2 separate regions of the Homo sapiens genome follow, and region 2 is linked to region 1. Evidence: read pairs that join two places in POLR2A ChIA-PET (ENCODE). Cell type or tissue: GM12878. All regions are shown on one strand. Links, peaks and the distances in the headings refer to the core of each region. The heading gives the core; the rest is flanking DNA.

The links. Peaks named below come from ENCODE experiments on the same cell type or tissue, not always from the same donor. Only the 100,000 strongest peaks of a DNase experiment are listed, where the experiment ranks them.
Region 2: POLR2A ChIA-PET joins it to region 1 with 5 read pairs; 16 of 35 experiments call an interaction of 5 or more read pairs at or near these places.

The regions. Positions count from the first base shown.
Region 1 is chr17:28,615,719-28,618,527 of GRCh38, forward strand. BLTP2 (bridge-like lipid transfer protein family member 2) reads right to left here. Exons shown (of 39, transcript NM_014680.5): 33 at 1,514-1,600; 34 at 1,171-1,281; 35 at 900-1,035; 36 at 661-791; 37 at 378-479; 38 at 1-80. SPAG5-AS1 (SPAG5 antisense RNA 1) reads left to right here. Exons shown (of 3, transcript NR_040012.1): 3 at 567-1,659. Among named protein-coding and RNA genes, the nearest start is that of RSKR, 2.9 kb to the left of the region's middle. In GM12878, for the core only: no CTCF peak of the experiment used is centred there; no DNase peak of the experiment used is centred there.
Region 2 is chr17:28,565,972-28,568,780 of GRCh38, forward strand. All of the region lies in intron 3 of PIGS (phosphatidylinositol glycan anchor biosynthesis class S), which reads right to left. Among named protein-coding and RNA genes, the nearest start is that of PIGS, 4.1 kb to the right of the region's middle. In GM12878, for the core only: no CTCF peak of the experiment used is centred there; a DNase peak (open chromatin) is centred at 1,830; H3K4me3 peaks cover 2,109 bases; H3K27ac peaks cover 1,943 bases.

The DNA.
Region 1 (2,809 bases), core at 71-2,570:
CATGTCCATGTGTTGTTGTGGTACTCCAGACAGGGCAGCACCAGGTTAAGGTCACCCCAGTCCACACTGTTCTTCTCACCCTGTAAGAGGAGGGGGAGGGGAAAGAAAAAAAGAGGGGTGGGGAATACATCAGCTGCCATTTTGAGTCCCAGCCAGCCACTTGAGTGCCAAGTCCTACAATAGTAACCTACAGATACTGATTTCCCCTTACCTCAGCCTCGTAATGATGCTGACTCTTGAGGGGAGCAGAGGGAACAGCAGATTTATCACCCACAGCTCAGCATCACAAACAACCTAGCTGTCTCCCTGTATAGAATCTCTGATCTTATCTGGTTCCCTTCCCACCCTGTTCTACAAAGTGCTTGAGAGGTGCAGACCTTGTAGCTGACACACAGTGGAACCTGTGGAATCTTTATGTAGATGAAGGAGTTGTTCATGGCAGCTCGCTCTTTCATCTTGTCAATGTCATCCACAGGGTGCTAAGAAAGGCAGGCAAGGAGTGTGAGCCCTGAATCCATCAGAAGAAACTCAGGACCCCAAACATCTCCCTCTTCTTTTATCCCTAGAATGGACTTAGAGGAAACCGAAGAAATCCCAAGCCACACCAAACAGGACCTCAAGACTCTCCCATTTTTCTATCATCAGGGGCATGTTTGGTACCTCTGGCGATTTGCGAAATGACCTTCTGACCCCAGAACTCCGAGTCAAACCCTGTGCCACACCCTTCCCAGGGCCCAGTGGTACTGCATCATCTGTTGCAATCAGCTGCCGAGGCTTCACCACTGGTATTCCTATGAAAAAGCAAGTGTACCAGCTGTCATCCATCCTCGTTCTGAAGTCTCAGCTGTCTTTGGGGTTGCTACCCTATTCTTCTGGGGCTCCACCATAAAAGTTCTCACCAGTAGTCACCAGTTTGGACTTATCCTCTTCATCACCAACTTCATCATCTTCCACACTTCGGCCAGGAAAGAAAAAGCCCATCATTCTGTGGAAGAACTGGTGTGTCAGCTGGATGGTGAGAGGCACCACATTTACCTAAAAAGGAAAAAGATTCAAGAAGCAATTAAGCTCAGATACCATCATCAGTTTACCTACTCCTAATATCGTGTAACACACAGGTGGCTTTTGAATGTCCCTTGTTCCCAGGTCCCTAAGGGACTGCTTACTAACCTCAAAATGCTCCTTAACAGAGATACCCCCAACAGGGGGCCGAACTTTGCTGAAGAGGCGGAGAGCTAGCTGTCGCCCAGACTGGCAGGAGCTCTGGGGCCGCAGTACTACCTGTAGGATAGAGAGTAAAGAAGAGCCCAACCCAATGTCCTTCCTGCCATAAAGCAACCCACAAATCCTCTGCAGAATGAGAGGAGAAGCAATGGTACTGCTAAGCTGGGCAAGCTTTCACCCTCTCAGATCACCACATTGTTTTCCATAGTGGATTTATACTGAAGGGCCGTTATAAATGCCCCGTGCTAAAAACATGCAAATGGACTAGGAAAGGGGAAAAAAGACTTGCCTTATAGACAGCATTGGGGAGGAGGTTGTTCATGGTAAACCAGCCCAACTCCAGAAGATGTTCTGCTGTGTCATCAGACTTATTCACCTATAAAGACAGATTTTGCCCCATCTACTATAATAAACCTTTCTCAGAAGTCTACTAGACAATTGTTATGTATCCAGTTTGTTTTCAGGCTCTACATATGCCTAATCCCAACCTTGAGATCTCCTTCAAACTCATACAATCAACACTCTTTAATCCAGTGTGTCTCATGGGCACTATTGTCCAGGACACTAAATGCTGGTAGTACTATCTAGCCATTGTGACATTAAAAAATGTTCTAATTCATTTCCAAACGCCTCTGGTAGGAGAAAGTAATAAATAATACTGCCTTCTTTACGTCAATGGCAGAAAAGCTGAATGTCAGTATTAGAATATTCTATTCCAAGCTAGACATGAAAGATTATTTGCCTCTGGGCCATACTTCTAGGGATCATCTTCTTACTCAACAAGAGAAGCATCTGATCAAACTCACCTGTATCTGTATCTTATTTTTATTTTTTTGAGACAGGGTCTCACTCTGTTGCCCAGGCTGAAGTGCAGTGACACAATCTTGGCTCACCGCAACATCCATCTCCTTCCTGGGTTCAAGCGATTCTCCTGCTTCAGCCTCCTGAGTAGCTGGGCTTACAGGCACACACCACCACACCCAATTTTCTTTTTTTTTTTTTTTTTTTTGAGATGGAGTCTTGCTCTGTCACCAGGCTGCAGTGCAGTGGCACGATCTCGGCTCACTGCAACCTCCACCTCCCAGGTTCAAACGATTCTCCTGCCTCAGCCTCTCAAGCAACTGGGACCACAGGCGTGCACCACCACGCCTGGCTAATTTTTGTATTCTTAGTAGAGATGGGGTTTCACCATGTTAGCCAGGCTGGTCTTCAGCTCCTGACCTCAGGTGATGCACCTGCCTCGGCCTTCCAGAGTGCTGGGATTACAGGTGTGAGCCACCGTGCCCGGCCTATCATATATGTTTTTAATTATTTATTTTCTTTTTTAGAGACAGGGTCTCACTCTGTTGCCCAGGCTGGAGTGCAGTGGTGTGATCACAGCTCACTGCAGGCTCGAACTCCAGGGCTCAAGCAATCCTCCTGCCTCAGCCTCCCAAGTAGCTGGGACCACAGGTATGCACCACGATGCCCAGCTAATTTTTAAAATTTTTGTTGAACTCTTGACTTTAAGCAATCCTCCCACCTCAGCCTCCCAAAGTTATGGGATTACAGGCATGAACCACTACACGTGGCCTGTATCATTTTT
Region 2 (2,809 bases), core at 277-2,776, 50 kb before region 1:
AGTGAGCTGAGATTGCGCCACTGCACTCCAGCCTGGGTGACAGAGTGAGACTCTGTCTCAAAATAAATAAATAAATAAACAAATTAAATAAAATAAATAAAAAATTAGCTGGGCACAGTGGCACATTCTTGTAGTCTCAGCTACTTGGGAGCTTGAGAGCTTGAGGTAAGAGGACCACTTGAACCCAGGAGTTCAAGGTTACAGTGAGCTATGATTGGGCCACTGCACTTCAGCCTGAGTGTCAGACCCTATCTCAAAAAAAAAAAAAAAAAAAGGACCCCTTGTCTACTTTTTCTTTTCTTTTTTTTTTTTTTTTTGTTTTTTTGGGTTTTTTTTTGAGATGGAATCTGGCTCTGTTGCCCAGACTGGAGAATAACAGTGGGATCCCGGCTCACTGCAACATCCGCCTCCCCATTTCAAGCAATTCTCCTACCTCAGCCTTCCAAGTAGCTGGGATTACAGGCATGTGCCACCACACCCAGCTAATTTTTGTATTTTTAGTAGAGACAGGGTTTTCCCATGTTGAGCAGGCTGGTCTTGAACTCCTGACCTTAAGTGATTTACCCGCCTCAGCCTCCCAAAGTGCTGGGATTACAGGCGTGAGCCACCGCGCCCAGCCTACTTTTTTTTTTTTTTTTTTGAGACAGAGTCTCGTTCTGTCTCCCAGGCTGGAATGCAGTGGCACAATCTTGGCTCAATGAAACCTCTGCCTCCTAGGTTCAAGCAATTCTCCTGTCTTGGACTCCAGAGTAGCTGGGACTACAGGCACACACCACCACACCCAGCGAATTTGTGTATGTTTAGTGGAGAAGGGGTTTCACTACATTGCCCAGGCTGGTCTGAAACTCCTGACCTCAAATGATCCACCGCCTTGGCCTCCCAAAGTTCTGGGATTACAGGCGTGAGCCACTGTGCCTGGCCACACACCAGTAGTCCTACCTACTTGGGAGGCTGAGGTGGGAGGTCTGATTGAGCCTAGGATTTCAAGGCTGCAGTAAGCTATGATTGAGCCACTGCACAGCAGTCTGGGTGACAGAGTGAGACCCTGTCTCTAAAAAAAATAAAAATTAAAAAAAGCATTATCTTGTGACTGCTAATGAAATGGATTCCATGATCAAATAGATGCTAAAAATATGTAAAAGGTTGATGAGAAACTCTAAAATATAGAGATCAGGCTGACAATACCTGAACTCACTACATAATCTTTGCATCACCCAAAATGGAACAACTAGCCATTAAGTGCTTCAGGATACAACACAATAGGAAGTACACTGCACCACCTACAATGTATTCTCATCCAAAAAATTGAACCTGGCTTTAATCAAACCACTAGATCTAACTCCCAGTTTATAAGGAATATGGATGCTAGAGGAATGAGTTAAATTAAACTGTGAGGAAGCTACTCGCCAAATCCCAAATGTGAGATGTTCTATAAAACAAATGACCTGGTTTCTCCAACAAATCAATGGTGTGAAAGAAATGTATGGGGGTAGGGTGGGGGGAGCTGACATAAAATAAAAGTGACAAAAAGACAAATGCAACTTATTGATCCTGATGGAATAAACCATCTGTGAAAGGATACCTTGGAGATAACTGGAGAGATCTAAATACAGACTGAGAATTAGGTGATATTAAGGAATCACTGCTAACTTAGTTAGGTGTGACAATGGTAGTCATGTTTAAAAAAAGAAACAAAAAACCTTCAATGGCTTCCCTTCTTATCTAGAATAAAAGCCTAGAATGCAAATTCTCACAGTGATCTACCAGGCCCTAAGTGATTCAGCCCCCTTCTACTGTTCTGGTTTTATTTCATTTCCTCTTTCTCTCTTCCTCATTCACTCCAGTGAAGCCACAAGGAGATTCTCACTGCTCCTGAAAGGTACAACACTTGCTCTTAACTCGGGACCTTAGACATGCTTTTCCCTCTGCCAAGATGCTCTTCCCCCAGATATCTGCACAGTCTATTCCCTCGCCTTTTAGGTATTTACTCGAATGTCCTCTTTTCAATGAGACCTCCCTTGTCCACCCTATCTAAAACTGCAATCCCCTCCCATTCCTCAAGAAAATTCCCTCTCCTCCTGTCCTGCTCTATTTTTCTTCTGTCACCATCTAACATACATTTGACTTACTTGTCTTTTTTTCTTTTTTTTTTTGAGATGGAGTCTTTGTCACCCAGGCTGGAGTGCAGTGGTGGGATCTTGGCTCACTGCAACTTCCACCTCACAGGTTCAAGCGATTCTCCTGCCTCAGCCTCCCAAGTAGCTGGGATTACAGGCGCCCGCCACCACGCCCGGCTAATTTTTGTATTTTTAGTAGAGATGGGGTTTCACCATGTTAGCCGGGCTGGTCTCAAACTCCTGATCTCAAGTGATCTGCCTGCCTCGGCCTCCCAAAGTGCTGGGATTACAGGTGTGAGCTACCACATCCAGCTTTGTCTTTTTTATTGTCTTCTTCTTGTCTGTTTTGTTCACTGCTATATCTCTAGTAACTAGAACTGTATCTGACATAGCTACAAAGTAAATACTTGTTGAATAAATGAACAACGCTATTACTATTTCCGTCTAACAGATGAGGAAACCAAGGTTTAGAGAAGTTAACAACCTTACTCAAATTTACACAAATAAGTGGCAGAATAAGGCTTGAATTCCAGCTCTCTGATCCCAGATTCTATACTCTTGGTCACCCTTTATACGTGTTGCCTATACTATACGTTTACAGTATACCCATATTACTGAACACTGTGTTATCAAATATGAAGAAATCCATGATAAACTGAAAACAATCAAATTTCAAACTAACTTGTGAGGGA